Regions from separate parts of the Homo sapiens genome. Here region 1 is linked to region 2. Evidence: chromatin contacts called from ENCODE Hi-C data. All regions are on one chromosome and are shown on one strand. Each heading gives the region's core, a stretch centred on a gene start or an enhancer-like site at or near the end of the contact. The rest is flanking DNA. Distances are from core to core; before and after follow the strand shown. Region 1 holds the start of SMG1 (SMG1 nonsense mediated mRNA decay associated PI3K related kinase). Region 2 holds the start of EEF2K (eukaryotic elongation factor 2 kinase).

Region 1 (5,683 bases), core at 2,852-5,351, 3.3 Mb before region 2:
ACCTCCATAGGTCAGATATCCCTTTGTTCTAAGAAGCCACCACCCCTGTTTCTTCATATGAAAAAAACCAGAGGCATCCAGTGGTTCCCAAAACCTTCTCAACTTTACGCTTGAGGAACCCATAGATTTCAAATAATACAACTGACCTAAGACCACTCATTTGTTTAACCATTCTTTGAGAAGGAGTCTTGCTCTGTTGCCCAGGCTGGAGTGCAGTGGTGTGATGTCGCTCAGGACAACCTCCGCCTCTCAGGTTCAAGTGATTCTCCTGCCTCAGCCTCCCGAGTAACTGGGATTACAGGCATGCACCACCATATCCCGCTAATTTATTTATTTATTTATTTATTTTAGTAGAGACGGGGTTTCACCATGTCAGTTGGCCAGGCTGGTCTCGAATTCCTGACCTCGGGTGATCCACCCACCTCAGCCTCCCAAAGTGCTGGGATTACAGGTGTGAGCCACTGCCCCCGGCCTGCTTAACCATTCTTAAATGTCGGGTGCGGTGGCTCACACCTGTAATCTCAACACTTTGGGAGACTGAAGGTGGGCAGACTGTTTGAGTTCAGGGGTTCAAGACCAGCCTGGGCAACGTGGTGAAAACCCCATCTCTACAAAAAATACAAAAATGAGCCGGGCTGTTGGCAAGCGCCTGTAGCCCCAGCTACTTGTGGATGCTGAGGCAGGAGGCTTGAGCCTGGGAGGTCGAGACTGCAGTAAGCCAAGTATCTGTGCCACTGCACTCCAGCCTGGGTGACACAGCAAGACCCTGTTCTCAAAAAAATTTACAGAAGAGTTGACTGGGAGCACAGTGAATGAAAAGGAAGACTATAAGCCAGTGCCATATAAATGCTTACTGTTGGAGGTATGCTTCTATGGAACACGGGTTTGCTCTCTTGCCATAAGACATTCACGTATACAGCCACCTGCAACACTTCCTGTCAGTATGTGTGAAGTATCATGTGTGGTCAAAATGGACTCAACAGTCATTTTCCACACCAACTGGCAAACTAACACTAAAAGAAATCAACAAGTGTTGCTTTTTCAAAAGCCTAAATCGGCTGAGTGCGGTGACTTACACCTGTAATCCCAGCACTTCGGGAGGCCAAAGCAGGCGGATCACCTGAGTCAGGAGTCCAAGAACAGGCTGGCCAACATGGTGGAATCCCGTCTCTACTAAAAATACAAAAATTAGCTGGACGCCTGTAATCCCAGCTACTCAGGAGGCTGAGGCAGGAGAATTTTTCCTTGTAACCGGGAGGCAGAGGCTGCAGTGAGTCGAGATGACACCACTGCACTCCAGCCTGGGAGACAGAGCAAGACTCCATCTCAGGAAGGAAAAAAAAAAGGCCTACATCAAGGAAAACAGAACCAAAACACCAGGGACAAAATGGTACATAAGAGGCAAAAAAAAATTAATCAAAATTATTCAGATGAACCATAATAAATGTGCCTGCATCTGAAGATGTTCTAAACCTTCATTTAAGCAAGAAGCAAGATCAAGATCCGTTCTGTCAGTTACCTGGAGTCTGTCGTCTTTCTGAATAGGGGACAGAATCACCTCAAATTTAACTAATAAAAATTTATGACTTGGCAAACACCCCAGGTATTTTTATTGACTAACAAATCAGCTATGACAATCTTAGCAACAAATCAAGTTATGCTATGGGGTATGTCCACACTTCCCTGTTCCCTCTACAACAGGAGAAAATCAAATCTTTCCAACATCCTAACAAACTGTTACTCCCTATAACCAAATGTATATCACAGTATCGTCTACCAAGGCGTTACATCCTGAAACTTTCTTACAAAAAGCACAGCTTCAAAGAAACCTTGTAAGCTTTCTTGTAAGCTCCTCCCTTCCCCCATCGCCCCTCCCCAGAGCCAAGAAATAAAGCACTTGAAAGAAACAACATGGATAATATTTATTAATAGCTCATGTACATATTCCATAACTACATAAGCCATTTGGCTTCATACCTGTCAGCAATGAAGTCAGCTGGCCCTAGCACGTGGCTGCGACTCTTCTCTATTTATTTAGAACTACCAACTACAATTTACACTTTTCCAAAAGCTGTAGGACTATTTGGGAAGGGCACTTTATTCTTCTAAAAGGTTACTAAATTCTCTTATATACTTATACTGATCACAATACTGAAAAATAATAGAAAATCCATTGTCATTTATTTACCACCTAATTTGTTAGATGCCAGAAAATCAAATTTCACACATTTCAATAAAAAGGCAAAACTAAGCATGTCAATCATAGAAAAAAATACTTAATCAACTAATTTTATTTAAAGCACTCACAAACTCTTAAGTGGTACAAGACAAGTCAACGCTGTTTATCGAACAATATTTTTTTTTTTACGACTAAACATCTCAATTCTAGACTCAGGCACTAATTATTAAAGTCATCTAGTTATATACACCAATTCTCAACAGACACAGTATTTGGAAAGGCATATTAAATAGACTAAGATGTGTACCACCTATTAGCCAAAGATAATTTTATTGATTTTTCTAACGAGTCTTCAAATGTTACATTCTAACATCTTAGCAAATTATTTCCAAATACTGCTGGAATTACATGTAACTATCAGGAAACAAAAGGGCTTCCCAACAACTTGCGCGTTCTACATTATTTGGCCAGTTTCTGGACAATTATAACAATTGTGCTCCAAAGTAGGAGAGTTCCATGAATCAATTACCCCTAAAATATATTTCTGTATATTTAAGGAGTTCTAAGCATTGGGTTAAATTCCAAACAGACTCTGAATACAAGCATTTATTAAGAGAGATTAGAATAAATCAGTCCTAAATTAGGCACAGCTGCCCTCCCATTGATCAAAAAGACAGGAAACTACATTTATTTAAAAAGTTAATGTTCCTAATATATTCAAATCTCACTAAGCCCCAAAACGGTCTGAGATCAAATCCTCCATAAATGAGGAAATTCTCTAGACTTCTAAGTGGGTGCCCAAAGAGTTCACTCAAGTGTCCAGGTATGAATTACGATTCACCAGAGTAACCGGCCTTGCACTTAGGGAAAACTTCCATCGCCCAAGACCAGCGTGGGTCGATCCCATCAACAGTCACACAATCTCATCTCATGCTCCACTAATGAATGTTCTGCCTAGAGTCAGAGCAATGCCTTAGCTGGAGTTTTGTTTTGTTTTTTTCAATATTAACACGTGGGGGTCACAGAAAGGAACAGAGGTTAGAAGAGCTCTCACGTGGCGGCTGAAAGAGTGGGGAACCGAGAAAGTGAATGAGTAACAGGGAGGGTCCTGGACTCTCAGCATCTCCCAACTCGGGGTCAGGGGGAGGCTGTAACTGGAATGCCCCCCACCCCCACCCCCGCCTCTTTCTCACCTCCTGGTCCCGACCCCAGGCCAGTGCCACCGCCGGGAGCCCCGGGTCTCGGCTCCAGCCCCGGGCTGAACAAGCAGGGAGGGGAGGCACTTAGGCCTCGCCTCCCCGCGGCCTTCCTCCCCCAGCCGGGGCGGAGGAGACCCAGGAAGCCGCGCCCGGCTCCGAGGGGTGGAGGGCCTAGGCCGCGCCTCCCAGCCCCGCGGCCCTAGGCCTCGGCCCGCCCGAGGCGGAGCCCGGGAGGTCGGGGCGGGGTCCCGGGCCGGTCACCCACCTGGGTTGCCAGTCATTCCAGCTCCGCGGATACTTGGTGCCGCCGCCGCCGCCGCCGCTGCTCAGCCGAGACCCCGGGGCTCTGCGGCTCATTACCTTCCCCGACACGACATGGCCAAGCGCCGCCGCCCAAAGAAGCGCGAGTCGCCGCCCGAACCGGCCGCCGCCGACACCCCGCTCCGGCCCGGGGCTGAGGAGGAAGCCGAGAAGGAGGAGGAGGAGGAGGAGGAGGAGAAGGAGGAGGCGGCGGAGGGCGGGGGAAGAGGACGGCCGTTCCGGGTTCCGCCTGAGCCCGCAGCGCAGGACGAGGAGGCGGGAGCGGCGCGGTGAGAGAGAGGCGGATGAAGGGGAGGCGACGTCTTTTCCAGGGCCGTGCGCGGCCCACGTCGCCGGGGCCCCGGAGGACGAGGACGACGAGGAGCAGGCGGTGGCGGCAGCTCCTCACGCTCACACGGCCACTGCTTCCCCGCCTCCCGGCTCCGCCCGCCGCGCCGCCGCTGTCGCACGGCATGCTGGGAGCGAGGGGCGGGGTTGGCGCCCGCCGGGCCTGGGGAGAGAGGCGGGTCCTGTCGGCGGGGCGGAGCCGAGAGAGGCGGGGTCGATAGCAGGCCGCCCCGCCCCCCACGTCCCCAGGCCCTTGGGCGGCGAAGAGGTCTGGGCGTAGCGGTGACGAATCCTAAGACAGGGGATCTCCACTACTGCGGCCACACACTTTTCTCCCAAACGCTTCCCGGAAAGCACCGGAGGGCCGGGCAGTCAGGTGTAAACAGGCGTCCAATCAAGGACCTGCGGTGTGGGTGGGGGCTGGTGCCCTGCGGTGCGCGCGCACACAGGCGTGCCCTTGGATTCACGTGCGCCAGTTTTCCCACTTTCTACGGGGTGGGGTGGAAAGTGAAAATAGTAAGATCGAGAGGTGGATATCCACCTTCCCAACCTCCACCTGAAATGTGCCCATCGAGTCCTGGCACCTTTTACCATTTCTTCACAATGAAAAAAACTAAACGATGGAAGGGAAGGGAGTACCCACGATCACCAAACCCTGTCCTCTGCAATGTGAAATGTGCTTTGAAGTCCTTTCACCCTGAGGCTTGCCCGCCTTCTGCTGGTGAAAGAAGCTGGGGGCTAGGCGCGGTGGATCACGCCTGTAATCCCAGCACTTTCGGAGGCCGAGGTGGGCGGATCGTCTGAGGTGAGGAGTTCCCGACCAGCCTAGCCAACATGGAGAAACCCCGCCTCTACTAAAAATACAAAAATTAGCCGGGCATGGTGGAGGGCGCCTGTAATCCCAGCTACTTGGGAGGCTGAGGCAGGGGAATCGCTTGAACCCAGCAGGCCGAGGTTGCAGTGAGCCGAGATCAGACCATTGCAGTCCAGCCTGGACAACAAGAGTGAAACTCTGTCTCAAAAAAATAAAAGAGAGAGAGAAAGGAGGGAGGGAAGAAAAAGGAAGGAAGGAAGGGAGGAAGGAAGGAAAGGAAAGGAAAGGAAAGGAAAAAAGAAAAGAAAGAGAGAAGGCCGGGCGTGGTGGATCACGTCTGTAATCCCAGCACTTTGGGAGGCCGAGGCGGGCGGATCACGAGGTCAGGAGATCGAGACCATCCTGGCTAACACGGTGAAACCCCGTCTCTACTAAAAATACAAAAAATTAGCCGGGCGTGGTGGCGGGTGCCTGTAGTCCCAGCTACTCCTGAGGCTGAGGCAGGAGAATGGCGTGAACCCGGGAAGCGGAGCTCACAGTGAGCAGAGATGGCTCCACTGCACTCCAGCGTGGGCGACAGAGCAAGACTCTGTCTCAAAAAGAAAAAAAAAACAAAGCAGCAGCTGGGTAGAGGAGACGTACCCGACCGTCTACCCCATGACGTGTCCCATGCCCCAGGGAAAAAAGTTCCCTAAAGCATCTGATGCATAACGTGAATGCACACACGTTTTTTAAAAGTTGGGCCAGGATGCTCCTTAAACGAGTGTCTAAACCGTATCTGCATAAGGAGTCATAACCTATCATTTTATGTTGCAAAGAAAACGTCTTTATATATCGCTTGTG
Region 2 (5,435 bases), core at 1,303-3,802:
TGTTTAAATTGGAGTATTTATCTTTTATTATTGAGTTGTAACAATTCTTTATATATTCTAGCTGCAAATCCCTTATCAGATATGATTTGCAAATATTTTTTCCCCATTCTCTGATTGTCTTTTCACTTTCTTTTTTGTTTGTGGTTTGTTTTTGTTATTGTATTTTGAGAGAAGGTCTTACTCTGTCCCTCAGGCTAGAGTGTAGTGGCGGGATCTTGGCTCACTGCAAACTCTGCCTCCCAGGTCCAAGTGTTCTTCCCACCTCAGCCTCCTGAGTAGCTGGGACCATAGATGCAAGCCACCACATCTGGCTAATTTTTGTATTTTTTTATAAAGATGAGGTTTCGCTATGTTGCCCAGGCTGGTCTCAAATTCCTGAGCTCCAGCAATCTGCCTGCCTCCCAAAGTATTGTGATCACAGGCATGAGCCACTGAGCCTGGCCTTTTTCATTTATTTATTTAATTTTTACAGACAGGGTCTCACTCTGTTGCCCAGGCTGAAGTGCACTGCATGATCATAGCTCACTGCAGTTTCAAACTGCTGGGCCCAAGGGATCCTCCTGCCTCAGCCTCCTGAGTATCTGAGACTACAGGCACACACCACCATACCTGGGTTTTTTTTTTTTTTAATGTTTTATTTTAGAGACAGGGGTCTTGCTATGTTGCCCAGGATGGTTTTGAACTCCTGGCCCCATTGATCCTCCTGCCTTGGCCTCCCAAAGCTCTGACATTACATGTGTGAGCCACCTTGCCCGGCCTTGAGTAATTTTATTTTACCGCAGTAGACATCTCCTTGAAGGCAAATGTTTCCCCCAATTCCTAGCACCATATTTGGCACACAATAGGAGCTTAATAAAATTTGCCATAAGAATTAATGCTCAGAAACTCTACTATTACATCCTATCTGCTCAACTCCCTGGAAAAGAGACATTCTCTTTTTATGGTTACTATAAAAGGCCCAGATTAGTATTTCACTGGCCTAACTTGGATCACATGCTCATCCCTGAACCAATCAATGAGGCTGAAGGGATGAAATATGCTAATTGGCCAGGTCTGGTCATGTGTCCATTTTTGGAGCCAGGGGAGTGGGGAGGGCTATTTTCCTGAACTGAAATAGGGTGAACTGGTTCCCTGAAGACTAACCAAGACGCTAATGCAAAGAAGGACACTCCTGCTGGGCAGACAAAAATGACAGAGGCTCAGAGAAGTAAAATAACTTGCCCAAGGGCCATAGAGCTTTAAGCAGTAGCGTCTTTTTTTTTTTTCCAATCTTGCTTTGGGCTTGGACAGACTAGTTCAGCATCTTTGATCTTCCCTTCCTGCCTGACGGCCCCAGGGTCAGAATTCCAGGTGCAATTTTGTCTTGCCAAAAGCTGGAGTTTACTCTCTTTGGGGTTTATAAATAAGGAAAAAAGTTCTTTGGAGAGCCTGAACTTTGAAATCAGAGAAGTCTGGATTTACTGCTGGCTCTGCCTTTTCTAGCTGCCTCACCTGGGGCATGTCATTATCTCTATAAGCCTCAGTTTTGTTCTTTTTTCTTTTTTATTTTTTTGTTTTTGTTTTTTTGCGACGGAGTCTCATTCCTTCACCCAGGCTGGAGTGTAGTGGCGCGATCTCGGCTCACTGCAACCTCTGCCTCCAGGGTTCAAGCGATTCTCGTGCCTCAGCCTCCAGAGTAGCTGGGACTACAGGCGCGCCCGGCTGCTTTTTTGTATTTTTACTAAAGACAGGGTTTTACCGTTTTGGCCAGGCTGGTCTCGAACTCCTGACCTCAGGTGATCTGCCGGCCTCGGCCTCCCAAAGTGCTGGGAAGATGGAATGAGAGAAATCCCTCAAAACATGTCATTGTTACTACTTTTCTATCTAGAATGTGTGAAATTTCTAAAATTTCACTAACAAAGTATCTGGAAGGACCTAATATTAAAGTGTTCACAGTAGCTATTAGTTTTAATTCGTTTTCTTTTTTATACCTTAGCCACTCTACCACTCATGCCACAGGTATTTATTAAGCATCTACTGTGTGCCACCCAGGCCCTGTGTCAAGAGTTAGGAATAACTAAAGGAGATACTAATTTTAAAACTACACAAATAATTGCAATCGTCATACGTGCCTGTTTTTACAAAGCAGAAATCAGGAAAAACAAAGTATTTCCGATAAAAAATATTTTAAGGTTATGGATAGAGATACATACAAACAAGCGATGGGCTTGGATCACTAATGATTTTGGAAAGGACAGGAATACAGGAACTAAGCGAGAAGCAGGCGAGAATGGCGAGGCGCGGCGGGAGAGGACGGAAGTTGGTCACTCCCTCGAATTGCCCCCTCGCTGCCGGATGCTAGGCCAGCCTTGAGCAGGAGAACCGGACACTGTGTACTCAGCAGGGGGAGCCAAGACTTAGCGCTAACCATTGCACCTGGGGCTGGGAGCCAGCGCCGGAGCCAGGAGGCCCGCTAGGCGGCTGCAGGCGCTGTGATGGCCACCTGGGGGCGGCCACGTGAGCGCCACGCCGTGCGCCCGCCAGGCCAGCCCCGCCCCTGCCCGCCCGCTTCTGCTCAACCTAGACCAGCCCCAGCTTCAGCCTCAGCTCCCCTCCTTCCTGGATCGAGCGCCCGCACTCCCGGCCCTGCAGCCACCCGAGTCCCGCTCGCTGTCGCCTGCACGCGAGTCCCCCCTGGCACGCGCTCCCACATCCCGGGATCGTCCCAACGGCCCCTGCGCCCTTCCTGGGATCACTCCGACTGCCCCGCGCGCCCTGGGATCGGTCCATCTACCCCGCGTGGCCCCAGCTGCTTGCCCGGAGCGCCAGCTAGCGCTCCCCGCTCTCCGCTCCCCGGCACTCTCGGGGGGCCCGCCCGCCCTGCACCCTGGAGCTCCGGGCCGCGAGCCTCTGCCAACTCCTCTGGACCCTCGCGGCCGTGGGCAGCGGCTGCCGCGCCTGTCTGCCCGAGGGAGGTAGGTGTGGACCGCGGCCGGCAAGGCTGTGGGGGGCTGGGAGCCCGCGCTGCAGGCCTGTGCGCCCGGGTGCAGCTGGCGTCTGGAGCGTGCTGGGTCTGGGCTTGGGAATGGGGCCGGAGAAGGCATGGAAGGAGAGTGTGGGGGCGCTTCTCCTCTGGTTGTTAAACTCTCTGGGGCTAAGTGCTTGCTTTGGAGAAATGGGGAAGTTGTGCGGATTAAAGGCGATGTGGATATGGAAAGCAATTGGCAAGCAATGGGCGGTGATCTGGCTGCAAGTGACAGAGAGTTTGGGGGCCTCCCCCCTCGGGGCCCCTAGAGTGTGGGCGCATCGCTGCCTTCCTGTCCCCTGCAGGGCTCAGAGCCGCATCCCCCACCTTTCCCCTGAACTAGAGGCCTGCGTCAGCCCGAATTCCCGGAACCTCCAGGACTGTATAGACGCGCCCTTGCTGCATTGTTGGCTGCGGGAGTTTGTTGGCAGGCGCTGCTGACATGTGTGCCAAGGGGCTGGGCATTAATAAGCCGGTGGCCGCGCGGGGGTGGGGGCCTCCCGGGTAAGCCCCGGCCTAGATCCTTTTGCGCGCGCCTGGGGGATTTCGGGGAACCAGCCCAGCTGCGCCCTGAGTGTGACAGATGGGCCGCATGGGGAAGTGAGATCTGCCCAGGGGGACGGTCCCAGGGAGCCCGACCTCTGGGACCTCGGTGGTGGGTGCTTCTTCAGCCAGGAAAGCAGGAAACACTAGGGCTGGAGTCCTGGGTTGGAATTCTAGCTCATTTATGCTCTCTGGCCCTCGGTTTTCTCATCGGTAAAATGGGTACAGTATTAGTATCTACCACTTAGTATCCTTGGAAAGAGTAGATGAGTATGTATATGTCAGGTGCTTGGAACAGTGCCTGGCACACAGTGTCATAGTCTATGGCCCCGGGAGACATCTGATGGCCAAGAGCCCTGTGGTTGAGGGCCCTGGACAGGCTGTGAAGTCACAGCGAATTGAGTCACGTAGTCTATCCTAATGTTTTTAGCGAGGAGGAAACCGAGGGTCAGAGTGATCCCCAGGCCCACAGAAGCTCCCTAAGAGGAAGCCAGTCACATAAACAGATTCTAAAAAGCGAGATGGAGTAAATGGGAATACAGAGCAAGCAGGTGGGAGCTGAGAATGCCCACTGTGTGTGTAAAGGGGAGAGGGTTATGGGGGAAGGCTTCCTGTAGCAAGTGCTGTTTAAGCTGAGCTGGGGAAGAGGCAGGTGGAAGGAGGTAGAGTTCAGAGATGGCGTATGCAGGTGTCTTCCTTCTGTGTGGCCTCCACAGCACCCGATGTTCATTCCTTTGTTCAGCTATTAATTCAACAACTACAGTAAAACCTCTCAAGGACATGAATTTCAGTGTAACATGGCTGGGATTGGCGTCCGCCCTCCTCTCAGCCCCCATTCTCAAAGAAGGGGGTGGGGTCCGAAGTTCTTATCCTCTGCAGGGAATGGGGAGGCCAGAAGACAGAACTGAAGTGGTCACAGTTTACACATAATCATCGGTGTACATTCCAAGAGCTACCGGTGTTTTGGGCCAGGGGCGTGGTGGCTCAGGCCTTTAATCTCAGTACTTTGGGAGACTGAGGAAGGTGGATCACTTGAGGTCAGGAGTTTGAGACCAGCCTGGCCAACATAGGGAGCCCCCATCTCTACTAAAAATACAAAAATTAGCTGGGCATGTTGGCATGAGCCTGTAATCCCAGCTACTCGGGAGGCTGAGGCAGGAGAATCGAGAATCGTTTGAACCCAGGAGGTATAGTTTGCAGGGAGCTGAGATTGCACCACTGCACTCTAGACTGGGCAACAAAGCGAGACTCTGTCTCAAAAAATAAAAAAGATCCACCAATTTGTTTTTCTTGTGCTTTTTGTAACTGTACAGTACTTTTTGGCTGATTACGGATATATCACTGGCTGGGTGTGGTAGCTCACACCTGTAATCCCAGCCACTTTGGGGGTGCTGAGGCGGGAGGATTGCTTGACCCCAGGAGTTCAAGACCAGCCTGGCTGACGGGGTGAAACCCGGTCTCTATTTAAAAAAAAAAAAATCTCTGATTTGCTTTTAAAACATTTTACTGTATTATGTGGCAGAGAAAGCTATGGGTCACCAGTACCCATGTTCTCGTCCTCCTGGGGTGCTCCCTGGATGAATTTTCCTAGGCTTCCTTACCATTCGGTAGGGCCACACGGCTGAGTTTTGGCTGATGAAATGTGAGTGTGTCCATTTCAAGCCTCGACCCTAAAAACCTCTCACTCTTTCCTTATTTGTTGGACAAGTCAAGGCGACTTTGAAGGCCTAGAGGAGGGCAGAGCCACAAGCCAGAGGGAGTGTTTGTTGTTTTTGAGATGGAGTCTTGCTCTGTTGCCCAGGCTGGAGTGCAGTAGTGTGATCTCAGCTCACTGCAACCTCTGCCTCCCAGATTCAAGTGATTTTCCTGCCTCAGCCTCTTGAGTATG

What was found. A loop is a pair of places that touch in the nucleus more often than their neighbours do. Pooled maps may share reads with other maps.
Region 1: a loop to region 2 is called in a pooled map, with 7 times the contacts of the local background. The contact joins the promoter of SMG1 here to the promoter of EEF2K in region 2. A Hi-C loop is called at or near these places in 3 of 168 maps with a recorded cell type or tissue (CD14-positive monocyte, CD8-positive, alpha-beta T cell and ascending aorta) and 11 of 50 pooled maps.

Annotation. Positions count from the first base shown.
Region 1 is chr16:18,922,307-18,927,989 of GRCh38, forward strand. It overlaps SMG1 (SMG1 nonsense mediated mRNA decay associated PI3K related kinase), which reads right to left and starts at 4,102. Exons shown (of 63, transcript NM_015092.5): 1 at 3,644-4,102. The coding sequence starts at 3,735. It overlaps SMG1-DT (SMG1 divergent transcript), which reads left to right and starts at 3,881. Exons shown (of 2, transcript XR_001752094.2): 1 at 3,881-3,968. RefSeq lists enhancers at 1,076-1,135, 3,969-4,581, 4,582-5,195 and silencers at 3,324-3,913, 3,944-4,283.
Region 2 is chr16:22,203,726-22,209,160 of GRCh38, forward strand. EEF2K (eukaryotic elongation factor 2 kinase) reads left to right here and starts at 2,553. Exons shown (of 18, transcript NM_013302.5): 1 at 2,553-2,954. RefSeq lists silencers at 2,324-2,623, 2,784-3,053.